Linked DNA regions of Homo sapiens: regions 1, 3, 4 and 5 are each linked to region 2. Evidence: chromatin loops called from intact Hi-C (ENCODE). Cell type or tissue: mammary epithelial cell. All regions are shown on one strand. Region 1 holds the start of LOC124903219. Region 2 has its middle 19 kb from the start of SWINGN. Region 3 overlaps GAS6 (growth arrest specific 6). Region 4 overlaps GAS6 (growth arrest specific 6). Region 5 holds the start of GAS6 (growth arrest specific 6).

The links. Hi-C counts contacts between places; a loop is a spot of excess contacts. Peaks named below come from ENCODE experiments on the same cell type or tissue, not always from the same donor. Only the 100,000 strongest peaks of a DNase experiment are listed, where the experiment ranks them.
Region 1: a loop joins it to region 2, with 21 times the contacts of the local background. A loop is called at or near these places in 3 of 110 quality-filtered maps.
Region 3: a loop joins it to region 2, with 8 times the contacts of the local background. A loop is called at or near these places in 71 of 110 quality-filtered maps.
Region 4: it touches region 2 in a loop (10-fold over the local background); 4 of 110 quality-filtered maps call a loop at or near these places.
Region 5: a loop joins it to region 2, with 16 times the contacts of the local background. A loop is called at or near these places in 11 of 110 quality-filtered maps.

The regions. Positions count from the first base shown.
Region 1 is chr13:113,618,640-113,623,639 of GRCh38, reverse strand. It overlaps TFDP1 (transcription factor Dp-1), which reads right to left. Exons shown (of 12, transcript NM_007111.5): 4 at 354-460. It overlaps LOC124903219, which reads right to left and starts at 347. Exons shown (of 2, transcript XM_047430839.1): 1 at 1-347. In mammary epithelial cell, a CTCF peak has its summit at 1,965 (motif pointing left); no DNase peak of the experiment used is centred here.
Region 2 is chr13:113,945,195-113,950,194 of GRCh38, reverse strand. It overlaps a transcript of C13orf46 not described here. Among named protein-coding and RNA genes, the nearest start is that of SWINGN, 19 kb to the right of the region's middle. In mammary epithelial cell, a CTCF peak has its summit at 2,781 (motif pointing right); no DNase peak of the experiment used is centred here.
Region 3 is chr13:113,819,212-113,824,211 of GRCh38, reverse strand. GAS6 (growth arrest specific 6) reads left to right here. Exons shown (of 15, transcript NM_000820.4): 13 at 662-837; 14 at 2,026-2,254; 15 at 3,194-3,663. The coding sequence ends at 3,348. The region is part of intron 1 of GAS6-AS1 (GAS6 antisense RNA 1); the gene reads right to left. It also overlaps LOC124903220. Among named protein-coding and RNA genes, the nearest start is that of GAS6-AS1, 6.1 kb to the right of the region's middle. RefSeq lists enhancers at 1,972-2,520, 3,070-3,619. In mammary epithelial cell, no CTCF peak of the experiment used is centred here; a DNase peak (open chromatin) is centred at 2,871; H3K27ac peaks cover 966 bases.
Region 4 is chr13:113,835,928-113,840,927 of GRCh38, reverse strand. It overlaps GAS6 (growth arrest specific 6), which reads left to right. Exons shown (of 15, transcript NM_000820.4): 5 at 1,078-1,200; 6 at 2,737-2,859. GAS6-AS1 (GAS6 antisense RNA 1) reads right to left here. Exons shown (of 5, transcript NR_044995.2): 4 at 2,681-2,851. Among named protein-coding and RNA genes, the nearest start is that of GAS6-AS1, 23 kb to the right of the region's middle. RefSeq lists enhancers at 921-1,497, 1,669-2,221, 2,877-2,936, 2,776-3,328, 3,437-3,646. In mammary epithelial cell, no CTCF peak of the experiment used is centred here; DNase peaks (open chromatin) are centred at 3,027 and 3,557; H3K4me3 peaks cover 1,194 bases; H3K27ac peaks cover 1,424 bases.
Region 5 is chr13:113,860,673-113,865,672 of GRCh38, reverse strand. It overlaps GAS6 (growth arrest specific 6), which reads left to right and starts at 1,597. Exons shown (of 15, transcript NM_000820.4): 1 at 1,597-1,840; 2 at 1,932-2,098. The coding sequence starts at 1,753. It overlaps GAS6-DT (GAS6 divergent transcript), which reads right to left and starts at 1,496. Exons shown (of 2, transcript NR_044993.1): 1 at 1,378-1,496; 2 at 1-663. RefSeq lists silencers at 1,904-1,963, 1,984-2,043, 2,524-2,573 and enhancers at 1,592-2,183, 4,552-5,000. In mammary epithelial cell, CTCF peaks have their summits at 2,045 and 3,329; DNase peaks (open chromatin) are centred at 872, 2,962, 2,992 and 3,722; H3K4me3 peaks cover 3,649 bases; H3K27ac peaks cover 3,965 bases.

The sequences.
Region 1 (5,000 bases), 330 kb after region 2:
CACGTAAGAAGCCCCTGTTAGATGAAGAGCTTCGAGCTCTGACACTAAAAGGAAGCTGCCTCTGGTTGGGGCCGCGGCCCCACCCACCACCCTCCAGTTACTGGAAGGATGGCATGGGCTGGGGCACACAGGAGTGCTGTGGGCGCCATCACCTCTCCCACAACAACACGTGGGCAGCTGCAGAGGGCTATGGAAAATCTAGCACTGGCCACGGGCTCCCTGATGAGGGAAAGGCCCCATGCTGCAACTGGAGCCCAAATCCAGGCACACCTGGGAACATCCCCAACCACACGGCTCATCCGATCCCGACCTCACACCGAGATCCCGGCTGTCCGCTCCTGCGGGAGGCTTACCACTTGCTGGGCAATGTTGACATTGGACTGTCCAAAGGTTTTTGGCAAGAGCTGCTTCCCGAGCGGGTTGACGGTGGAGGGGTGAACGGCCACGAGGGACACCACGCCTGCAACACAAGGACACCAGGTCAAGGGCGAGACTCCTTTTCTAAGTTAAGGCTACAAGCGACCATTCTAAATGCAAGACGGTGCTTGCAATTAGAGATGCTTAGCTTTCCCCACGTGTACTGTCTCAAATCCAGGGCTCAAGAGCAACACCTCCATGAAGCTTGATTCCCAATGTAAACCCGTAAGGGGAGGGCCGCAGGGCCGCGCTGACGCCACCCAGGTGACCCAGGCAGATCATCCACTGCTCCAGCCCCTCGGCGATGTCTGCTATGGAACGTGCTGGTGGGGACCACGGCCTGGAAAAGTCTGTGATTCTATGACAATTATGGAACAGAATTTTAAAACTAGAATTTTTATCGCAACATTTCTCTATAAGGCTGCAAAACTAGTTTGGAAATCTGATAATCCACTTTTCCTTAGGAAGGAGAACCACATTTGTTCCTAGGAAGGAGTGTGCCTTCCACAGAGGCTGCGGCTCTAAACATGCAGGTGCCCTCAGAACACTGGTGAAGCAAGCGGGAGACCCCTCTGCAGGAGATGTGAAGCCTCTGTCTTCCAACAGCGGTATGCAAAAGGTCCTAGGGACAGGGCGGTGGATAAAAGTCCTGGAACATTTACACATAAACAGAAGTAGTAATGATAAAGTTCAAAAACTGGCATCAGCGGGCAGAGAGAACTAAACAAAGAAACCGTAAACCAGGTGGTAGCGAGCACCCTGGGAAACAAGTTGGGAGGCCTGGGTGGTCAGCACAGCCCGGGAGGGGCGTCAGGGCAACACTGGAAGGGTGGGCGGCCACACAGAGGCAGCAAGGGGCTCGCAGTGCCCCACTGTAGGGACCGGCCCCACAGGGTCGGTGGGTTTCTCCCCGTGTGCGGAGACGAGAGAGTGTAGAAGTAAAGACACAAGACAAAGAGATAAAAGAAAAGGCAGCTGGGCCCGGGGGACCACTACCACCAAGTCGCAGAGACCGGTAGTGGCCCCGAATGCCAGGCTGCACTGATATTTATTGGATACAAGACAAAAGGGAAAGATAAGGAGAGTAAGCCATCTCCAATCACAGGTAAGGCCATGTGGGTCACGCGTCCACTGGACAGGGGGCCCTTCCCTGCCTGGCAGCCGAGGCAGAGAGAGAGAGGAGGCAAAGAGAAAGACAGCTTACGCCATTATTTCTGCATATCAGAGACTTTTAGTACTTTCACTAATTTACTACTGCTATCTAGAAGGCAGAGCCAGGTGTACAGGATGGAACATGAAGGTGGACTAGGAGCGTGACCACTGAAGCACAGCATCACAGGGAGACGGTTAGGCCTCCAGATAACTGCAGGCGAGCCTGACTCATGTCAGGCCCTCCACAAGAGGTGGAGGAACAGAGTCTTCTCTAAACTCCCTTTCCCGGTCTGCTAAGTAGCCGCTGTTTTTCCGTGACACTGAGGCTACCGCTAGACCACAGTCCACCTGGCAACGGACATCTTCCCAGACGCTGGCGTTACCGCTAGACCAAGGAGCCCTCTGGTGGCCCTGTCCGGGCATAACAGAAGGCTCGCACTCGTCTTCTGGTCACTCCTCACTATGTCCCCTCAGCTCCTATCTCTGTATGGCCTGGTTTTTCCTGGGTTATGATTGTAGAGTGAGGATTATTGTAATATTGGAATAAAGAGTAATTGCTACAAACTAATGATTAATGATATTCATATATAATCATATCTAAGATCTATATCTGGAATAACCATTCTTGTTTTATATTTTATTATACTGGAACAGCTCGTGTCCTCGGTCTCTTGCCTCGGCACCTGGGTGGCTTGCCACCCACACCCCACCCCACGGCTGGGGGAGCTGAGCGGATAGCCCCCCATTTGAAAATACATGATACTCTCAGGTGAAGAAAACACAGACTTTCGGGTCACAACAACATCAGGAAAGAAGAACTCCCCGATCTCGCCACACCTTGGGCCTCCCCGGACGGCCGCCCATCCGCAGAGCTGCAGGACCCTGGACCTCCCCACAGGCATCTCCCTTCATTCCCACCAGTTAGCACCAAAATGACTCATGAATCATCGGTGAGACTTTCGAATACATTGCCTTTGCGATCTGAAGTTTCATTTTGGGGCCCTTTACAACCCATGCATTTTTAAAACATCTACTGCTTTTTATGCATTTCTTTAAAATATATTAAACAATGAATTTTGTGCTACATAAGGACACTTAGTAATTTCTCTTAATAACCTAAGTTGGCCAAGACAGATCATTAGGAAGTGATTAAAAAGACATTTGCCTTTTGATTCAACTGGGTTAAATATTAGTATTTTTACCAACCAATGTCAGCACATATTTAAAATTCTCTTCTGGAACTAAAATAAGATGATCTGCTTTGGGAAATTTTCTTCCAAAAATAAAGGTGTGCATCCTAAGAAAAGCAAATATTTACTTTTTTATTGTTTTATATATGTGAAAGGTATTTTCAGAATATTCAATTGAAAAGTAAAGATTGTACATATTCGAAATGTACCAGTGATGATTGGATGCACATATACACGGTGTAATACTTACCAGGGAAAGGCATTTTAAAAGCAAAAATAATATTCTACTATGCAGGGAATGATTTAAAGTACGCAATTAAACACTTTTCAGATTCACATACAGATGAGTAAACACTCAGTTTTCAAGAATATGTAGTTGATTCATTACAAAGATAACATCTTTTAAAATTTGCAAACGAGTCTCTAATTTCAATAAATGTGAAGAAAGAAACAGACCTCTGAGTTCACAAAAGCCAGTGGCACTGTCACTCTCCATCAGCAGCCCAGGCGGCTCTTTCCGTCCTGAACAGCCAGGCCACGGCGCCCGTCCACCAGCACCACAGGTAGCATACACTCAGGCATCCCAGTCTGGGGCTCCCCTTTCCTGCCCCATCAGGGAGTGTGGGTAGGACTCAGGGATTCAGGTGGTGGTGGGGCTGTGGGACAGCAGTGTAGCTGAGACCCTCGGGGCATCCGGCCTGCCCTCCATCTGCTCCACCCACAGGCCGGCCGGCTGGCCTGCCTACACCATCTGTCCTTCCAACCAGGTCTCTCCCTCTGGGCCAGAGGCCAGCACCGTGAGGCTGGGGTGGGTCGCTAAGGGTTTTCACAATTAGGAAGGGGGAGACAAACACACAGAGGGAAGAGGGTCCCTCCTCTGGTACCCAGGGCAGGATGAGTGAATGCAGGCAGACATCCAGGGCCCCTGAGCTTCCCCACTCACTCCTGCTGTCCACCTGGAGTCTGAGCCCCCACACCAGCTGCAGGTAAAGGGTTTCGGAGCCCAAGGCCTTGCCAAGCACAGAGGGCCCCTCCCAGCCTAGACACAAACCAACAGAGGACCTCTGAGTGGCACACCACACCAACCCAGCAGCACCCCTGGGTCACCAGCTGAGTCTCTACGGGACAGAGGGCAGGGTACGTACATCAGTAACAGGGAGAAGAAAGAAATCCTGAGGCTGAGGGTGAATACCCCCTGTCCGGCCCCGAGCAGCACTTCAGAAGGGCCTGGAGATAGGGGCTGAGCTTGCACAGCCACCCGACCACAGCGAGCAGCAAGGCCCCTCCCTGAATACATCTCAGACCCACACCCAGACGTACAGGCTGGAAAGGGCAGTGGCAGTGGCTTCTGGGGCCAGACCTGGGTGGGTGGGCTTCTTCTTTTTTTTTTTTTTTTTTTGTTTTTTTTTTGAGATGGAGTCTCACTGTGTCGCCCAGGCTGGAGGGCAGTGACATGATCTCGGCTCACTGCAAGCTCCGCCTCCCGCGTTCCAGCGATTCCCCTGCCTCAGCCTCCTGAGTAGCTGGGACTACAGGCACCTGCCACCACACTGGCTAACTTTTGTATTTTTAGTAGAGAAGGGTTTCACCATGTTGGCCAGGCTGGTCTTGAACGCCTGACCTCTGGTGATCCGCCTGCCTCGGCCTCCCAAAGTGCTGGGATTACAGGTGTTAGCCACTACGCCCAGCCGGGCTTCTTGTTTCTATTCACTGAGAAACTTTTCAAATACAAACAATAACATGACAATTTTATTCCAGTACACTTAAAATTCACTGTTATCATCATACTTGCTTCAAGTTTCATAGAGACATAAAGAGCAGAAATAAAATTACAGTCCCCAGGATCCTCAGCCTCCCCCCGAGTCTGCCCTGTGTGCAACTCCCAGGGCCTGCAGGGACGTACTCACTTTATTTTTCATACTTTTCCAGGATGTGCTGAACCTAAGGCTATAAATGATTGTTTTTGTGTGCGTCTGAAACACAGACAAATATTATATGGCTCGCATTCTGCAATTCTGCCAACATTGTGTTTCAGATTTACCCATACATAGAGCCGTCAGGCTGATTTCCTTAAATGCTGTTATGCTATGCCATTATAATAAAGTGGTCATATGAACACAGATGTCATATGAAAATGCTGTTTGTTATTACTGAACCACATGCTGTGTGTTTTCCTCGGCACACCTGCCACCAGGGAAGCCCGGGTCCCAGCGGCCGCTGTCCCAGAGTCCACCCAGCTCC
Region 2 (5,000 bases):
CCCACTCTACAGATGGGAGCAGTGAGGTCCCCAAGGTGGGGGTGATGACCATATTCTCCAGATGGGAGCACCGAGGTCTCTGAGGCAGGGGGTGATGACCCCACTCTACAGATGGGTGCATTGAGGTCCCTCAGGCAAGAGTGATGACCCCACTCTACAGATGGGAGCACCGAGGTGCCCGAGGCAGGGGGCGAGGACCCCACTCTACAGATGGAAGCACTGAGGTCCCCGAGGTGGGGGTGATGACCGTATTCTCCAGATGGGAGCACTGAGGTCTTTGAGGCAGGGAGTGAGGACCCCACTCTACAGATGGTTGCACTGAGGTCCCTCAAGCAAGAATGATGACCCCACTCTACAGATGGGAGCACCAAGGTCCCCAAGGCAGGGGGCGATGGGAGCACCAAGGTGCCTGAGACATGAGTGATGACCCCACTCCACAGATGGGAGCACCGAGGTCCCTCTGTGGGCAGCTTGGGGCCAGGCACAGGACTGGCAGAGGCTGGGAGCACAGCTTGTCGGGGCATCTGCGGGTGTGAGGGCCTGACACTGTCTTCAGGGCTTAGCCTTTGTTCTCCCTGCAAGAGGGGACAGAATGCCCTTTGTCTTTGTAAATCTATGCCCTGCTTTAGGCAAAAAGAGGAATCCGGAGAGCACTCCTGGACCTGTTTCTTCTTAATCGTCTTCATCTCAAAGGCCCTTCCTGTTTTGGGGAGTCACACACACTCTTCTGACACTGACGACCTGGAGTGTCACAGACCCTGAAGGTGAAGGGCTCTGTCCCACAAGACTCTGCCCCTACTTCTGATGACAGCCGTACATGGGTACCCAGGCAACCCACACTCACTCCTGACAACTGCAGATTTGGGGAACTTTACATCCCCTCAGATTCACTAGAACACCTCCCAGGGCTCAGGAAAGTGCTTTACGTACAATCATGCTTATTATGAAGGAAACCCATGAACAGCTCAGTGAAGAGAGTGGGGAGGTGGGCACTGATCTCTGAGCACCGTGGGGGCTCCCCAGCCTGGGGGCTCCCCAACCCTGATGCCCAAAAGTTTTTATCTAGGCCTCATTACACAGGTATGATTGATTAAGTCATTGGTCATTGGTGATTGAACACAAACTCAATCTCTGGCCCCTCCCAGGAGTGGGGGCGGTGAGGGGGGCTGGAAGTTCCTCTCTAATTACATGGTTGGTTCCTCTGGCAACAAGCTCCCACCCTAAAGCTACCTTGGGGTCCCCCAAGAGTCACCTCATTAGGGTAAACAAATGTGGTGAAAAAGAGTTGTTATGAAATCAGACACCCCTATCAGGAAATTCCAAAGATTTAAGGAGTTCTGTCCCTGGAACAGGGGACAAAGACCAGATGTATTTTTTATTATACCACAATACAAATCTCTTAATTTATTCAGGTCTCCTTCGATTTATCTCAGTAGCGTTTTGTAGTTTTAGGTGATAAGCTCATGCACACTGAGATTCAAAGGGGTCTGTTGGAGCGTTCAGCAATTCATGAACTGAGCAGTACCAGAACGTGTGAGGTTCAGCGTGAGGTTCAGCGCTCCACTGAGGTTGAGGGGCGGAGCTCTTTTCTAAGTGTCTGCAGAAGCGGGACAAAGACAAGACATCTGGTTAAAAGGAAGTCCCTGGTGAGAGGCTGGTTTGGCAGTTTCTGGGCAGTGTCAGTTTCGTGGCCCAGTTCCCAGTGGGCTTCGGTGTGCTCACACAGGGTCCCAGGCACTGAAGCCGCCTCAGCCCAGGGCCTCCTGGTTAACTTTCTCATGTAGCTTTCCGAGTATATGTCCACCACTTGTTTTGGTCAAAGCCACTCATAAGTAATTTAACATTTTTGATGTCAAGAACAATAAATAGAAGTTTCCTCTTTGTGCCTCCCCAGTCACTGGGCTTCAGTCCCAGGAGGCAGGTGCCAGGCAGACGTTGGTCCCTTCTGCTAGTTTTGCCTGGTCTTGAACCGGTGCTGTGGGCTCTTCTGGGGCTGGTTCCTTTCATGCTGAGTCATGTCTATGTGACTCCTCAGTAGTTAGTTTTTTAAAAAATTGCCAGATATAAATGTGTGCTCAGGCAGGTTTTTGAGAACTCCACACCATCTCTTGGGAACGATGAGAAGTCCCCTGAGTCCCTGTGGCAGGACGTGGGCTTTTCATGGGTCAGCCTGAGCCCCGCTCCATGGCCCCGATGGGCGCTGGGGCAGCACCCTGGCTGGACATGGGCTCCTAGAGAGGGCAGTCAGTGCTCGGCAGGCCAGAATCATGGAGGAGGGGTCGGGAAAGCACTGCTGACCCCCAATCCCATGGATATGCTGTCATCCTCCCAATGGCCTGGCTGATGGGCCATGGTGGGTGTGGACCCCTGAGTGAGTGTCTGGGGGGAAGTGTCACGGGGTCAGCCTGTGTGCTTCCTGGGCTCCTTGTCTACATGGCTGCGCATCTGCTTGGCTGTGTGTCCGGGACCTGCTTGTGTCCACTACAGGCCTGGGCCCAAGGAATCTCGGGAGGTGGAAATGGACACCCGGGGCCGCAGAAGCTGCACAGGTGGGGCCAAGAACCAACCAAGCCTTGCTGCCAGCTCCCCGCTCCACCCACTGTGATGCCAGCTGCTTCTCACATCTGTGAAGCCTCACCCAGCCTTGGGCCATCATTTCAGGTAAATAAAAAGGCCTAATGGCCCCATCAGGCCCTGAGCTCCCTGCTTCCTGAGGAGCTGTCTTCTGCTGGAACTTGGAGGCCACGTGGGCAGAATGAAACTCCTGCTTCCGACAGCAGACGGCAGCAGTGACCTACTCCTGGCTGCCCTGCCCATCTGGAGCGGGTTCTGGGTCTTTTGGGCCCTTTGAGGTTGGTCCGCCCTCCTGCCCTGGCAGCAGCCAGTATTTTACTCCCAGTTGCTCCAGCCTCCCCCAACCCCCTTCCCCGTAAGTAACCTGCCCCGACGCTTGTCCTGGAGCCACGGTGTGGAAGATTCCAGCAGCATTGAGGAACCAAATTTTATATACAGCGTTTCCTCCAAGCACGCAGCTCTGATGTGCCTTTTCCAGGGCCAAAGGCCCCTTCAGGAATCTTCAGGCTTCCCGCTCCACCTCACCTTCTGTAGTGCTGCCAGGCTGACGACAGCCCCCGGGTCTGTGGCTGGCCCCTCTCTCCCAGAGCATCTTGGCCTGCAGTGCTGGCCACAGCCAGAGAGAGGGAAGAGACAGCCCCAGCAGTAACCACGGGTGCCTTCGGCCCACGCACCTGCCGGTCGGCCCCAAGGGTGCCAGGCCTTCCTCTCCTATCGCCGCTGTGGGGCTCCAAAGGGCAGCCAGGAGCCCCAGCTCTGCTGTGGCTTTGCTGTTCCCCAACTGTGAGACCCTCAGAGAGCTGCCGGGCGCAGGTTTCCTCCTCGGCCAGCGAGCAGTCAGACCAGGCTTCGGACCCCTCTACTGTTCCAGGGTGGAGGGGAGGACCCAGGAGACCCAATGGCCTGGATGCCAACAGCCAGCGTGGCCTGACGATGCCATAGGGCACAGGGACAGGCTCTCCGTCCTCTGCGGCCCCGTTCTGCTCCCACCCCAGTGCCCTCCTTTCACCCTGGGGTCCTCCCTGGACCAGCAGCTGCCACCCACAGCACACTGGGATATTTGTGCTGGCCTAGCTACTACCTGACACAGCTGACCACCTCACCCGGCTGACGACCCACACAGCCTCCTGGCCTGGGTCCTCCTGCGCCAGCATTGTGTGTCAAGTGTGTGTGTGGCTGGCATTCCTGTGTGCCGCGTGCAGAGCCTGCAGGACGCCCTTCAGTTCCCAGGATGCCCCACCACAGAGGGGGACTGGTCCCCCCGAGGGTCCTGGGAAACCCTGTTCCAACCACATGCCACATAGGTCCTGTTACGTGAGTTAGAGGGGTGCGTGTGCTTCTCAAGATGAGCTTTCATCAAGTTCTTCCTCCACGCGACGTTGGTCCAATTGGCCGGTGGGGAGTACAGTGCTAGGTGAGGGTCTCCGCTGGGGAGCTTGACACAGCGGGGCGCAAATAAAGCCGTCACCAATCCAAACCCGTTCTGCACTGATACCTCGTACAATAGCAATAAAAATGTGTCAGCAAGAACGCCAAATTCGGTTAGCGTTTTAAACGCGGCATTCACTCACGGTGAACGGGCAGCGGTGGGTTTACTGCCCTGCACTCCAGCCCACAGTGCGGTGAACTGGACCCTAAATCACAGTGAACGGGCGGCGGTGGGTTTACTGCCCTGCACTCCAGCCCACAGAGCACTGGACTCTAAACATGCACTGACCTCAAGGTGGTTCCCCTGGCTGACCTCCTGTCACATGGCCTGGATAAGACTGGCAATGGCCAGATCTTGTCACAATCTGAACAAAAGGGTCAATATGTAGAGAAACAGACTGACGATTCGACGCCTCCCAAGGGAGGAACAAAATGAGCTACATTTTCGTTTACTAGAGCACAGTATTAAGGGCCTTGACTTGGGAGTAGCTCAGATGAAGACTTGGTTTGTTTTTCTTTCCTTTCTTTCTTTCTTTCTTTCTTTCTTTCTTTCTTTCTTTCTTTCTTTCTTTCTTTCTTTCTTTCTTCTTTCTTTCTTTCTCTCTCTCTCTCTCTCTTTCTTTCTTTCTTTCTTTCTTTCTTTCTTTCTTTCTCAGATTCTCGCTCTGTCGCCCAGGCTGAGTGCAGTGGCGCAGTCTCGGCTCACTGCAATCTCTGCCTCCAGGGTTCACGCCATTCTCCTGCCTCAGCCTCCTGAGTAGCTGGGACTGCAGGGGCCCACCATCACACCTGACTAGTTTTTTGTATTTTTAGTAGAGATGGGGTTTCTCCATGTTAGCCAGGATGGTCTCTATCTCCTGACCTCGTGATCCGCCTGTCTTGGCCTCTTAAAGTGCTGGGAGAAGACCTGATGGTTTCAGTGGACCACAAGCCATGTGGTGTGGCCTGGGAGAGGGCACAAAGTAACCTGCCTGCTGTTCCCGGGAAGATGCCTCATC
Region 3 (5,000 bases), 130 kb after region 2:
GCTCAGACCCCAGACCGCGGGTGCTCCTGACAGCTCAGACCCCAGACCACGCGTGCTCCCGACAGCTCAGACCCCAGACCACGGTGCTCCTGACAGCTCAGAACTCAGACCGCGGGTGCTCCTGACAGCTCAGACCCCAGACCGCGCGTGCTCCTGACAGCTCAGACCCCAGACCACCGTGCTCATGACAGCTCCTGTCCGCATGCTATCTTAAACTCTCAGCCCCCACTGGGCCCTGTGCTGCTACCTGAAAGCTGCAGGTGAGATGCGAGGCACGAGGCCACGCACGCTCTGAGGAAGGAGCTGTCAGGCGCTCCTGAAACAAGAGGACATCGGAGGGAGGCAGGGACAGGCCTGCGTCCCATGGTGCACAGCCTGTGGCCCCTCAGACGGGCCTGTGTGGCCTGGTGGTCACCTACAGGGCATTTGGAAGTGGGGTACTGGTGTGGCCAGGGAGAAACAGCCTGGGGGTCCCCGGTGCCTCTGGGCTCCGGGCCAAGATCTGAACCAGTCTGTTGAGTTTTCCATCACGTCCCAGATCCGGGGCTGTCTGCACAGCTTCCCACCCCGGCTGGGACTGCATCTCTCGAGGCCCTGCTCCGACCTCACTGTGGCCTCTCCACCGTGCATACCACCCTATAATGCACCGCTTTCATTGCAGTGCGGACCCCTCTGGACGTCGGGACTGAATCAACCTGGGAAGTAGAAGTCGTGGCTCACATCCGCCCAGCCGCAGACACAGGCGTGCTGTTTGCGCTCTGGGCCCCCGACCTCCGTGCCGTGCCTCTCTCTGTGGCACTGGTAGACTATCACTCCACGAAGAAACTCAAGAAGCAGGTAGGGCCTCCGCCACCCAGGGCGTCCTGACCGGCTCGACCCACGGGTACGTGGGCTGCACTCCCTGGCAGGGGACGAAGGGGGCCCGCGGTGGGATCCCCAGGGACCCCCAAAGCCTCTGACCAGAGGTCTGATGAGCCAAGCCCGGCGTGGGCCACGCTTCGGGCTGCGGGGGTTGTTTGGACACCAGGTCACCGCCACACAGCTGAGGGGGCCGGCGCCTGCGAGCCACACTCGGCTCACAGTGTGGGAGCTTTTCCCCTGTTCGGTTGGGCAGATGGTGGCTCACAGCAATCTGAATTAGTCTCTGGTGTTTAAGTCAGATGATTTCAGCAACAAACTCAGTTTTCCAATTTCCCTGGAAAAGTCGGATCTGTGACCTTGGCCGGTCCCCCAACAGCGTCTTTCCGTGGGGGACACCGGGTGGAGCTGAGTGCAGCTGCCCCTTGGACAAGGTCCCCCCACCCCCGGTCCTCACAATAAGTCAGCTGTCCTGGGCTGGGGGACTCATGCTGTTTTCCCCACAGAACAATCAAGAGGTGACAGAAACAGCTTTTATTCTCTCGCTCGTGTGCTAAGGAGGGAGACATGGGTCAAACCAGAGAGGCTCACGTTCTCCAAGTCTGCCCACCCCGGGGCCACAGAGCCCTCCCGCTTGCTGGGATACGACAGACAGGCTTGGTTCATGCAAATGCTCGTTACCAGGGCCAGACCCAATCTCAGCATCTGGAATAAACAGCTGCTGTTATGTAGCAACAGCCGACCCCTGGGCTGCTGGGCTGTGGTGCCAGCGTGAGTGCCCACCGGGCTGGGAGGCCGCCACCGCAGGGCTGGGTCCTGGGTCCCCATCAGGGCCACCCCAGTTCCTGGTCAAGTGCAGCCTCGGTCTTGTGTGTGCCTGGTGCCTGGGGCTGGGGTTGACCCTCTCACACCCAACCTGGGGGCCACACTTGTTCCCCCACAGCCTCCCAGGCTGGCCCCTGGCTTTACGTGCAGAGAAGCTGAGCCCCAGGTGGGGTGGGGGTGTCATCCACAGTCAGCGAGCATCCAGACCCAGGGCTGCAGGGAACCCTGGACGGAGACAGGCGTGCGGCGTAGGGGTGGCCAGCAGCTGTGAGGACCAGCTTGGACCTAACAGCTCACGTAGGGGTGGCCGGCAGGCCCTGACCACACCTCGGTCTCCTGCAGCTGGTGGTCCTGGCCGTGGAGCATACGGCCTTGGCCCTAATGGAGATCAAGGTCTGCGACGGCCAAGAGCACGTGGTCACCGTCTCGCTGAGGGACGGTGAGGCCACCCTGGAGGTGGACGGCACCAGGGGCCAGAGCGAGGTGAGCGCCGCGCAGCTGCAGGAGAGGCTGGCCGTGCTCGAGAGGCACCTGCGGAGCCCCGTGCTCACCTTTGCTGGCGGCCTGCCAGGTAGGTGCTCCCTGCTCCGCTCAACCCGGGTGAAGAGCTCCAGGGAGGCCCAGCTTGGTCACCCCAGATCTAACCTGGACAGGCTGGGGTTTCTGGTAGTGAATGCGGAAGAGGACTTGTGTTTTAAGAGGAAGGAGAAGTCCAGGTGGGTCGTTAGTGGCTATTATGGTGTCTCGGTGCTGGTCAGGTCATTGGCTGAGACTGAGAAACACGTACGGGGGCCGGCATTGGCCTGAGTCAGGCCCCACGAACCTGCATCTTCAGGGAGCATTCGTCCACACCCATCAGACCAGCCCCGGGGGAGAGGGCTGGGCAGACCTCGGGCCAGGCTGCAGTTGGGACCCGCGGCTGTCACCGCAGCTGTTAGCAGCGAACAGAGTGACCGCCAGCCCCTCCCATGTCCAGCAGGGCGTCCTGCCGTGTCCCATGGGCTACACAGCACAGAGGCTGGGACCGGGGATGTCCTTGCCATGAGCTGGGAGGGTCAGCGGAAAGGCACGTGGGAGCCGGCAAGTCCTCGGCTGCCCGCAGGTTTTCACTTGCGGCAAACGGCAGGATTTCTCTCTTGGCTGCCAGACACAGACTCCACTTAGTTTTAATAAACAGAGCTTTGAAGAGGATGAGAGCGAGCCAGGAGGCCTGCAGCCTGAATGACTCACTGGGCACAGAAGAAGATCACGTTTAACCGATGGGACTGTCTGTGCTCCCAGCGGGGAAGGGAGGGCTGGCGTCTGCAGAGCCCAGGCTGGCAGATGCCTCCTGCTTGTCTGCCGGGTCTGCGGCCAAACGAACGGGGACCGAGAAGTTAGAGAAGAAAGGGAAACCCTGCCCTTTCGGAGGGAACCCGGGGCTGGCCACAAGCGCTGCCGGGGGTGGGGGGGCCAGGCGGGGCCGGCCACGTGGTGAGCTAAGATATGTTGTTCTCTCCCTGCGGCCCAGATGTGCCGGTGACTTCAGCGCCAGTCACCGCGTTCTACCGCGGCTGCATGACACTGGAGGTCAACCGGAGGCTGCTGGACCTGGACGAGGCGGCGTACAAGCACAGCGACATCACGGCCCACTCCTGCCCCCCCGTGGAGCCCGCCGCAGCCTAGGCCCCCACGGGACGCGGCAGGCTTCTCAGTCTCTGTCCGAGACAGCCGGGAGGAGCCTGGGGGCTCCTCACCACGTGGGGCCATGCTGAGAGCTGGGCTTTCCTCTGTGACCATCCCGGCCTGTAACATATCTGTAAATAGTGAGATGGACTTGGGGCCTCTGACGCCGCGCACTCAGCCGTGGGCCCGGGCGCGGGGAGGCCGGCGCAGCGCAGAGCGGGCTCGAAGAAAATAATTCTCTATTATTTTTATTACCAAGCGCTTCTTTCTGACTCTAAAATATGGAAAATAAAATATTTACAGAAAGCTTTGTAACACCGCGTGGCCGTCATCTGCTCCCCGCGGGGTTCTGCACACGTAGCAGCGTTTGGGATGAGCGGGGCTGCCAGGGCTCCAGGCCGCACCCTCAGCCGCTCCAAAGATCCCTCCCTCTTTTCTGCTCCCAGCCTGGTTGGGCAGCCACGGTCTGCTCCCCAGGAGCCTCTGACTCCTCTGGTAGTGGCGGCAGGGGCTGGAGCCTCAGTTTACTTGTTCTGTAAATGCGGAGAACGCCCTGCTCGGCCCCCACCACAGGCAGCCAGTCATTGCTGAGTGAGGAGGGCTTGGCACACAAATGCAGGCTGCTGGGGCAGCGGCCTCTGAGCCAACCTGGGAGGGACCCCGAGCTGGGACCGAGGGCCGGAAGACACCGAGGCAGCGCCTGCACCCCTGTGCCATTCCCGTCCCCACCCTCCTGCACAGATCCACTTGCTTCCGGGCCTCAAGTGTGTTCTGTTGAGAAAGGGAAACTGCTTTCTCTGTGTCGGTCTGGGGTAGAGCTTGCCAGGAGCAAAGCCAGCCCTGCTTCCCGCGTCCCCACTGGCAGGGTCCCCATGTCCCTCAGCCTCAGCTTCCTTGTCTGCAAGGGGTGGAGCGGTCACTGGTGCTCTCTGACCCCAGCAGGCCACAAGTCTGCAGGGAAGGTCAGGGCAGCCGGAACGCGGCCAGGCAGGTGCCTGAAATGCAGTCGGGACCCTGCCTGCCTCCTGGAAGGATGTCGGAGCCGCAGCTGGTGGGGGCCACGGAGTCACTGCTTCTCCTTGGTCCCAAGGGGACGACCAAGACTCATGGCTTGACGCTCCCGTGGGACGCGGCCACCTGTGCTCGAGCCTCTGGGCCAAACATGGGTCCCCAGGGTGGATGCGGTCACTGCAGGGGCCACACGGGGGATCAGGGAGGGTTTCAGCTCTGAGGCCCAAACCAGGATTCCACTTTAAGACCAAACCCCCACCCGTGCTCGGAGCTCCCTGGGCAGGAGTGAGACGGGGCAGCTCGGAGCAGCCCCACCTCCCACCAGTCAGTCCCAGAGCTGCGCCCACCGGGCAGGACAGGCTGTGCGTCGGGGCATCTTTGCCTCTGCCTGGCTGGGGTCAGCACTTGACCTAGAGAAAAGTCGGGTGGAGAAGAAGGATAGAATCCATGAGAACCCATCCAGGGATAAATCGCCACAAATGAACTGCAAAGAGGTTTCTAGAAAGAGGCCTGTGGCTTTGAAGGCCACAGGGGAGGCCCCGCTGGCTGGACTGACAAGGTGGCATCGGCCGAGTGGGCTCCTGAGGGGCAGCCTCGGGCCGGGAAGGAGCGGCTTCCCTCTGGCCCCCGGCCTGACGGCT
Region 4 (5,000 bases), 110 kb after region 2:
CCCAGGGACTGGTCCTTATTGAACTTGTGTGGAATCAATGGACCGGAGCCCTCTCTCAGCCAGCAGGGGGGCCCTACCCAGGGTTCCCCACGGAGCCCTGTGTGGCTAAGCTGAGCGTGGCTGAGTCCTCATGTGGGGCTGAGCTGAGTGTGGACCGCGCCCCTGAGCACTGCCATGCTCAGCCCCGAGCTGCTTCTGCTCTGCCAGCAGCCATGAAAGGATTCTTTGAGCTCCGGGTGTAATTGTCGTTCTTTCTGCCAACTTCCCGGGGCTCAGGCTTGCGTAACTGCACTGTCGGGGGCTTCCCTGCCTGCCTCTGGGACGTGGTTTGGGTCCGTGTCCTGGAAGCGTGTTTGTGAGCAGCTCCTCGTATGAATGTGTTTGTGAGCAGCTTCTCGGATGGGGGACTGCTTGGGAAGCAGCTGCACTGGCACGGGTTCCCACCCTCAGGCCCTCACCCGTTCCCCTGACCTCTGGCCCTGCAGGAGCTGAGCCCAGGTGACCACCCTGAGAAAGGGCAGAACACACCTGGCCTAAAGCCATCAAGACACGTGGAGAGGGGGCAGCTAAGCAGAAAGAGGGGGGCTTCCTGGAGGACCCCTCTGGCAGTGCAGCCTGGGCCTGGGGTCCTCCCCGCCACACCCAGCAGGGAGAGTTCACCAGAGATGGGCTAGGGGCTGGCCAGGGAAGGCAGAATGTTCCGAGTCTGCCTGGAAGCCCCCAGGTCAGCTGGGGGTTCTGTGTGCCTACTCCCTGGGAGGTCTGAGCTCCCAGGCCTCACGCCAGGCAGTTCCTGCTCCTTTGCCCTCAGCCCTTCCCACCTTGCGTCCAGGCCTGCTGGCACTCCCTCCCAGTTGATCTGAGTTTTCCTGGAGCCGGCCCCAGGGCCCGCCAGCCTATTCTGTCAGCCCTAGGCCAGCACAGAGGGCTCGGGTGCCCAGGGGCTGCCTCAGCCTGCGCCCCTCAGAGCTCCTCCGGGCTGGACCCGAGACCCCACAGCCGCCCCGATCTCAGCTGCGTTGGGCGCGCAGGGGTGGGGCAGCTGAACATGATTTTCCACTTTGTGTCCCCAATCAGACCTGCCTGACCAGTGCACGCCCAACCCCTGCGATAGGAAGGGGACCCAAGCCTGCCAGGACCTCATGGGCAACTTCTTCTGCCTGTGTAAAGCTGGCTGGGGGGGCCGGCTCTGCGACAAAGGTACGTGAGGCTGAAGACAAAGGCGGGGTCTCCCTCCATCTCCGACCCTGCCCTGATCCCCGCTCCTCACTCCCACTCCGGGGCACGGCCATCCTCAGGCTGCTCTCCGACAGCCCCAAGGAGGCTGCAGCCCTGAGGTATCCTGGAGCCCCAGGAGAATTGGGAGGAGCTGCAGTCTCCTTTCTGGGAGCAGGGCTGGAAGGAAAGGAAACACCAAGTGATGCCTCAGCACCCACTGATTGAAGGGCGGGGGGGGAAATTTCACCTCTGACCGTCCTTGAGTGCAGACCTGTGGTGTCAGTGGCACCCACTGATTGAAAGGCGGGGGGGAAATTTCACCTCTGACCGTCCTTGAGTGCAGACCTGTGGTGTCAGTGGCACCCACTGATTGAAAGGCCGGGGGGAGATTTCACCTCTGACCGTCCTTCAGTGTAGACCTGTGGTGTCAGTGAAGACCCTGGAGGAAGAATAGCTCCAGGGCCTGGTGGAGACCCATAGTGGAGAGCCCAGCAGGCCAGCCTGTCCCCTTTGGCAAATCCTACCCCACAGGTGGCCTGGGAGGGCTTTGCTAAGGAGTGGCCAGCTCTGGCCTGGCCTTGTCTGTCCTCGGCACCCAGAGGTCACTCCTGGCCTGCAGCCTCCTCCTGCAAGCACATGGGCATCCAGGGAGCTGAGCCCTGTGGGCTGTGACTGCCAGCAGCTCCCCAGGCTGAGACCGCAGCTGGGGATCCCCCATGCCCTCCCACCATCTACCTCCACACGCAAGGCCAGGACCAGGGGCCATGAAACGCTAGGGCTGCTGAGTGGGGTGTGAGGTCCAAGCCCTGGGGTCCCTCTCTGCTCCAGGGCTGGGCTGTGCACCTCTAGGATCTCTCTCTGCTCGGGGGCTGGGCTGTGCACTCCCAGGCTCTCTCCCTGCTCCAGGGCTGGGCTGTGCACACCCGCGGTCCCTTCCTCCTGCTCCAGTGCTGGGCTGTGCACCCCCCCGGCTCCTTCCCTGCTCCAGTGCTGGGCTGTGCACCCCCGGGCTCCCTCCCTGCTCCAGGGCTGGGCTGTGCACCCCCGGGGTCCCTTCCTCCTGCTGCGGGGCTGGGCTGTGCACCCCCGGGCTCCCTCCCTGCTCCAGGGCTGGGCTGTGCACCCCCGGGGTCCCTTCCTCCTGCTCCGGGGCTGGGCTGTGCACCCCCGGGCTCCCTCCCTGCTCCAGGGCTGGGCTGTGCACCCCCGGGGTCCCCTCCTCCTGCTCCGGGGCTGGGCTGTGCACCCCTGGGCTCCCTCCCTGCTCCAGGGCTGGGCTGTGCACCCCCGGGGTCCCTTCCTCCTGCTCCGGGGCTAGGCTGTGACCCCTGGTCTCCCTCCCTGCTCCAGGGCTGGGCTGTGCACCTTTGGGATCTCTCTCTGCTCCAGGGCTGGGCTGTGCACCTCTGGGCTCCCTCCCTGCTCCAGGGCTGGGCTGTGCACCTCTGGGATCTCTTCCTACCGTAGCCAGGGGCTGTGCACCCTTGGGCTCCCCTTCAGGCCTGTGCTTGTTCCCAGATGTCAACGAATGCAGCCAGGAGAACGGGGGCTGCCTCCAGATCTGCCACAACAAGCCGGGTAGCTTCCACTGTTCCTGCCACAGCGGCTTCGAGCTCTCCTCTGATGGCAGGACCTGCCAAGGTAAGGCCCTGGGGTGAGGCCTCTCTCCTCTCTCCTCTCCCCACCTTCTATTTTCGGTCATGTCTGCTCTTCTGCAAGCGGCTGCTGCTGGCTGGGTTCCTGTGGTTCTGGATGGGATGGGGCATCCTGCAGAGACTACACAAGCCCAGGCCAGCCGCAGCACAGGGAGCTGCTCGGCACCACACCAGGATGACTCACCCGGCATCTGAGGGCCAGGACTCAGGGGGCCGGCCCAGCCCATGAGGCCACACTGCTGGCTGTAGGGCCTCGTCCATTCCCCAGAGCCTCACAGAGCCTGGAAGTGCTCCAGGCACTTGTGTAGTGAGCTTGTGGGTCAGGGCTCCAGGCTAGGGTCCCCCCGCCGTCCACTCTCCCCAGCATCCCCAGAAGCACCCCGTTGTTGGTCTCCCTCTGTCCACTAAATATAGCCCTGCCCTCCCCACTTCCTTTCATATTTCAGTCTGGGGTTCCCTCAGCCCAGGGCCAGAGCTGGGGAGCCCCAGGACACCCCAGAAAGTCACTGTGAATGTGCGCGCCCCCGACGCTGTTCCAGGTGCTGCTGCTGCCACTGGCCCTTTGCCACTTTGCAGGGGGAGCACCTTCCTCCTCCCTCCCCACGTTGTATCTGGACATGCCCAGGCGTGTCCCTGAGAGTTTCTGGCATAGTTCTTAGCGCTGCTGCTGACTGTCCAGGACACCGAACTGCGTGGACAGGACAGACAGTTGCTCAGGGAGAAACAGCCCCAGGATCTGGAGAGTGAATCTGACCAGACAGGAGGGGCCACACCCCATCCCCCGATTTCAAAAGGCAGCTGCTATTTCTGTCCACTTTGGTGGTTCCCTTCCCTGACCACCCAGGAGTTAGCCCTGTGTGCAGATGACGTGATTCCCATCTTAACACATAAACCCATTTCCCCGCCGAGGACAGAGCCCCTCCCATCACTGCTCTATCCCTGACCTGGAAGACAGCAGCACCCCAGGTTTAAAGAGAGGTGAAGACTAGGCCGATCCTGAGAGATGACGTCTAAAGCATCTCCCGTGGGTCCCTGCACCAGTCGGGCACTCCCGGCAAAGTCTAGGCTCACAGTTACTGCCCACAGTGACAGAGGCATTCCCGTCCTCTCCTCCTCCTCCCCATCTTCCTCTTCCTCCCCACCATTCCCCCTCCTCCTTTCCCCACTCCCCCTCCTCCTCTCCCCACTCCCCCTCCTCCTCCCCCCCACTCCCCCTCCTCCTCCCCATCTTCCTCCTCCTCCTCATCTTCCTCCTCCTCTTTCTTCTCCTCCTCCCCCCACTCCCCCTCTTCCTCCCCATCTTCTTCCTCCCCCTCCTCCTCCTCATTCCCCTCTTCTTCCTCCTCATTCCCCTCTTCTTCCTCCTCATTCCCCCTCCTCTTTTTCCCCCTCCTCCTCCCCCATCCTTATTTCCCCTCTCCTCCTCCTCCCCCACCCCTCCCCACCCCCTCCCTCACCCCTCCCCACCCCCTCCCTCACCCCTCCCCACCCCCTCCCTCACCTCCTCCCCCACCCCTCCCTCACCTTCTCCTCTTCCTCCCTGCTTCTCCTCCTCCTCCCCCTCCGTCGTCCTCCCCCTCCGTCCTCCTCCCCCTCCGTCCTCCTCCTTCCCTTCCCCATTCTCCTCCCCCTCCCCCTCCTCCTCCCCCTCCTCCTCCTCCCCCTCCTCCCCCTCCTCTCCATCCTCTCCCTACCCCCTCCTCCTCCCCTCCTCCCCTCCCCCTCCTCTTCTCCCCCTCCCCTTCTCCCCCTCCCCCTTCTCCCCCTCCCCCTTCTCCCCCTCCTCCTCCTCCTCTTCCTCCTTCCCCTCCCCCCTTCCTCCTCCCACTCCTACTCCCCCTTCTCCTCCCCCACCTTTCTCCGTGCCCCTGCCTTTGCTCTCCTCTGGTGACTAAAGGGCTCTTCATTTCAGGGTTGCCCCTCCTACCCCAGGGTGCTTGGCCGTAAACAGCATCTGTCCCACATTAGATGCTCAAGTCTTAGGATTGTGGTTTAACCCGGTAGTGAAAATTGATTGAAACCAGTAAATGCTTCTCTTTGGGGTTGGGGTTTTAGTTTCAAATGCCCCCGGGGGGTTACTTTTTACGGCCCCGTGTCCTGTAGCACCGTCATTTAAATGGAACAGCA
Region 5 (5,000 bases), 85 kb after region 2:
CAGACACTGCCTGGCACACAGCAGGTGCTCAATGAATTACACTGCCTGGCACATAGTAGGTGCTCAATGAATTGTCTGATGAAGTGATTAAGGAGCCTTGTAAATACTGATTAAAACATGTATCACCCCATCCAATTTTTCAAACCAGTGCTTCTCAAGAACAAGCAGGAAAATTAATGTAATATTGTTTTGAAGTAGCCGTGGTGGTTTCGGGGCAGAAGCCCAGGGGTACTCCTTACTCCGCCTGCTCCAGTAACTAGCTGACATGGAAGTGCCTCGTCATTCTGGTTCAGACACAGGTGCAGATAGATGACTTCTCTATCCCACTTTAATTCTCCTTGAAGATCATTCCCAGGGACATTCATTTGCTTAAATTAACATGCTCGGCCAGGCGCGGTGGCTCACACCTGTAATCCCAGCACTTTGGGAGGCCCAGGCGGGCGGATCACGAGGTCAGGAGATTGAGATCATCCTGGCTAACACGGTGAAACCCCGTCTCTACTAAAAATAAAAAAAATCAGCCGGGCGTGGTGGCGGGCGCCTGTGGTCCCAGCTACTCGGGAGGCTGAGGCAGGAGAATGGCGTGAACCCGGGAGGCGGAGCTTGCAGTGAGCAGAGATCACGCCACTGCACCCCAGCCTGGGCAACATAGCGAGACTCCGTCTGAAAACAAACAAACAACAACAACAAAAATTCATGCTCATAATCCCACTTTCAAACCAGTGACCTCAAAGATTTCTAGCAGCAATCCTATTCCATTCTTCCAATTACAGAAAGCAAAGAGAAACTGGATCTGGGGATCTAAGCGTTGAGCCTGCTGAGCAGAACGGCCATTCATTTGGGGTGAGGTGCTGACTCACTGCCCCTCTACATTGCATTTTGGGGTGTGGGGATTTCCAGAGCAGGATTCTCCAGAGAGGAGTATCCAAGCTCCCTCCTCCCGCAGCAGGGGGATGCTGGGCTAACTGCCTGGTTCGGTCCCCCGTGAGTGGTCTGCTGTGTTTTGGTTCTGTTTGTTTGTGTGTGTTTTGCCTATGACTTTGCGAAATATTCCAAGACAAGAGCCAGAAAGTCTTGGTCTCTGAAGACAAGCACAATGTTGCTTTCAGCTTAAATATCTACTGGGAAACCTCAAGATTTTTAATGTCATCATTATGAAAAACAGAGATTATAAAAGGAAACCGTCGCATTTCACTCGCTGGCCCCCAGTGGGATTGGATCTGACCTCAGTGTATCTTTTCTTTGGTAGGTTTTAAGTCTTGACAAAATGTGCCTAAGAATGAAGACTCCAAAAAGGATGCAGTAGATTCGGGGGGAGTGGGGGTTGGAAAGAGGCTTAAATCTTCACATGACACCTGGAATATGGTCAAAATGTACCTGCTCAAGTTGAACCAGGTATTGCGTCCTCCTTTTACCCCATCGCTAGTGAAGACAACCACCGCCTGGGGAGACGCTCCTTTTCCGAAACACTCGAGTCCCGCCGCGTCCCGGACGCTCCGCTTTCCCCGCGCCCGGATCCTCCCGGGAACCCGCGCCCCGCCCGCGCGCTGGTCCCGCCCCCGCCGCCTCCCCGCGCGCAGCCGCCCGAACACGCCCAGACCGAGCGCTTGAGGTGCCGCAGCCGCCGCCGCCGCCGCCGCCGCGATGTGACCTTCAGGGCCGCCAGGACGGGATGACCGGAGCCTCCGCCCCGCGGCGCCCGCGGCTCGCCTCGGCCTCCCGGGCGCTCTGACCGCGCGTCCCCGGCCCGCCATGGCCCCTTCGCTCTCGCCCGGGCCCGCCGCCCTGCGCCGCGCGCCGCAGCTGCTGCTGCTGCTGCTGGCCGCGGAGTGCGCGCTTGGTGAGTCCCGCGGGCCCGAGACCCCGTCCCCGGGCGGCGGGAGGAGGCTCCGGGCGCGGCTTGACGCGTCCCCCTCTCTCCCTCCGGGCAGCCGCGCTGTTGCCGGCGCGCGAGGCCACGCAGTTCCTGCGGCCCAGGCAGCGCCGCGCCTTTCAGGTCTTCGAGGAGGCCAAGCAGGGCCACCTGGAGAGGGAGTGCGTGGAGGAGCTGTGCAGCCGCGAGGAGGCGCGGGAGGTGTTCGAGAACGACCCCGAGACGGTGAGCAGCCGGCGGGCGGGATGCGGGGGAACCCCTGGCGCCCGCGCGCCTCCAACCGCTCCCGAGAGGCAGCGCTGCTGCCGCCCCCCAGCTCCGCGCGGCGAGGCCTGGCCTCAGGGTCCCAGGAGCCCCGGCCCGCCCCGCGTCCCCCACGCCCATCCCCCGGCGACCCCGGGATCCCCGCGCAGGCCGGTGAGACGCTGCGGGGCTGTCCGGGAAACGCTCGCTGTCAGACGCCTCCCCGCGGGGAAGCCGGGAGTCCGTTTCCAAAGTGCGAGAGAAACACAATGGTTAAAACCCAAACCGCTTCCCCGCGGCCCTCCCTCTGCTGGGCTGGAGGTGAGGAACCCCCGGGCCGCGCCTCGTCCTCCTGAGAGGGGTGGAGAGCAGTCCCCTCCCGAAAGAGGAATTGAAAGGGCCGAGGGCGGGAACTGCTTGCGGCAGCAGGTCCAAAAATAAGATTCCAGGAATCGAGCGGGGCCGCATGCGGGAGGGGAGGGCGGCTCCGCGGCCCCGTTCTGCCAGGTGCTCTCCTGGAGGCAGCGGGTGCTTTCAGGAGCCCGACGGTGCTGGCCCCGGCACCTCGGTTAGGAATGTCCTTGGAGAAGGCGGGGCGCCCGGGGCCGCCTCCCGCAGGAGCCGCCGTGTGAGGACGGCCTGGCCACTCTATCCTGCGGGCTCGGGAGCGGGTGACTTTGGAAAGTCCGAGAAGGTGTGGATTCCCGTTGACGTCCCTCCCGCCCTGAAGTCAGGGTGATTTCATAGCGAAGTTTTCCGTTCTGCTGGAATGTTCCTTTTAAAGAATTCTCCTGGGGTGGAATAAATGTCACCCGGGATGAAAGAGTGGTTCTGGATGAACCATGGAGGCCTGTTTCCGCTTACATTTCTAGTGGTTGACTTGACCCCTCTTAGATCTGCCTTTCTGAAAGCTCTGAGGCTGTCAGATGGCCACTGTGCACTTGTGGACATAGCTCATCCCTGCAGAGATGACGCACCTGGGGCTGTTGCCCGGGGGCTGCCCACAGCCCCACAGGCCCGTGCCCTCCTTCAGCTCAGCCTAGCTTGGTCGCTCTCCCCGGCCTCTCTGTTTTCCTGTTTCTTTAATGATGAATCCTGGCCTGTGCTGCTGGCTGAGGCAGGTGGGCCTGTGTGCCCTGGTCGCTCGGAGTCGCCGCCCAGCTGTGGGGTTGGTCGTGTGGCTGGTGCAGTGTCCTCCAACAGCGTCCTCACCCGGAACATTCTGCGTGCACAGGGACTGTGGCATGGGGCGTGCTGGTGATGGGAGTTGAGGGCAGCAGGGTCACCCCCACCCCACAGTACCCGCTCCGCGCAGCCCTGCAAGGCCTGGCCGCAGCCCCTCCTCGCTGTCCTCCAGGACCTGCAGGGCCCATGTCAATCAGACTGGACGCTGCCTGGATGTACTGTGCTGTTCTTCCCAAGTCAGTCCCCTACCTGGTTTTCCAATTTTAATTTAATAACTTTATTTACAAAGGTGTGAAATGAAGATAAGAAAATGAAAACAGCACTCAGGACCCCATCACTTTAATACAACTGCGGTTGCGTCACATGGTTTCTGTGCTGGCATGTTCATCTCCTCACCCTCCTGCATGTGGCTGAGTGGCTTTGGTGCCCGGGAGGCATCCCTCCCATCCTCTCACAGCCTGGCCCCAGCAGCCTCTGTCGGCTTCTTTTCAGCGTCATCTCAGTTCCCAGCGTTCTGCCCTCCTTCCCAGCCCCCATGCCAAATGATAACAACCCGCTTTCCCTCTGGTTTTTGGATCTGGCCATTAGCTTGCTGTCTGTTTCTGTTTCTGTTTCCGGTTCCTGCCGGCAGGTGGATGCTGGGGACAGCCTGGTTGGGGCAGGGGCAGGGGCAGGGTCCAGAGGCTGGCTTGAGTCCCAGCCGGCTCCAGCACACCAGGCCCACCCCTCCCAGGACCCTAGTCTCCACTGCATCCTCTGCCACACTCTTGGGAGACCCCAGGCCCGAGGGGACTGTCCAAGCACAACTTCCTGCTAATGCATGAAAATCATCCATGAACTTCTCCCTGTCAAAGGCCAGGGGCTCCTTGTCTTTGAAATGTTGCTCACTTTACATTTTGTGCAGTGCGGCTGATTGAGGAAAAGGGCTGTGGCCTGAGCTCAAGAGGTGACCAGGACCTGGCCATGGTGACTGTCAGAGCATCCTTGGGTCCCTGGCCTCCCCAGGCCCAGGATCCTGATGTGTGGTCCTCCACGGGTGGTTGTAGGGAAGGTGGTCCCAGCCCCCTGCCATTTTAGGATGTGGGAAGTGCCTGGCCGCCGTTAGTTAACACGCACCTACCCAGCCCTGGCTGTTTCCCCTGGGCAGGCTCCTACGAGGGAGGGAAGGGACAGCTGGAGCCAGCTCTCCAGTGTGCTCACCTTCATGTCCACCTGCTAAACTGCTAACCTGCCCGAAGTGTGTCCCACTGCCCCTTGCTGGGGCATCTTCCTGGTTGCGCCTTCTTCCCGGAAGCACCCGCTGTGCAGCCCTTCCAGCAGGCAGATACTAAGCCCGGCACCCCTCCCAGGCTCCAGGCTCACTTGTGTGCTAACCTCTGTGCCCACCTGGCCACCTGCTCACCTGCCTGAAGCGTGTCCCACTGCCCCAAGCTGGGGCTGCTTCCTGGTTGTGAGGGAAGTGCCTGCTCTGCAGACCCCCACCTTCCAGCAGGCGGATACTAAGCCCAGCACCCCTCCCAGGCTCTGGCCCTCCCCACACACCTGTGGTTTCAAGCCCTGTTCTGCTGGAAGGGACACTCCTCCCACCTCCCCAGCCCTCTCTGCTGGAGCCGTGCCCCTCCCCCGACATTCCTCCAGGCTGGGCCACCCCCACATGCCTCCTTGCTCTCCACCGCCCAGACCTTCTCCTTATCTTGTT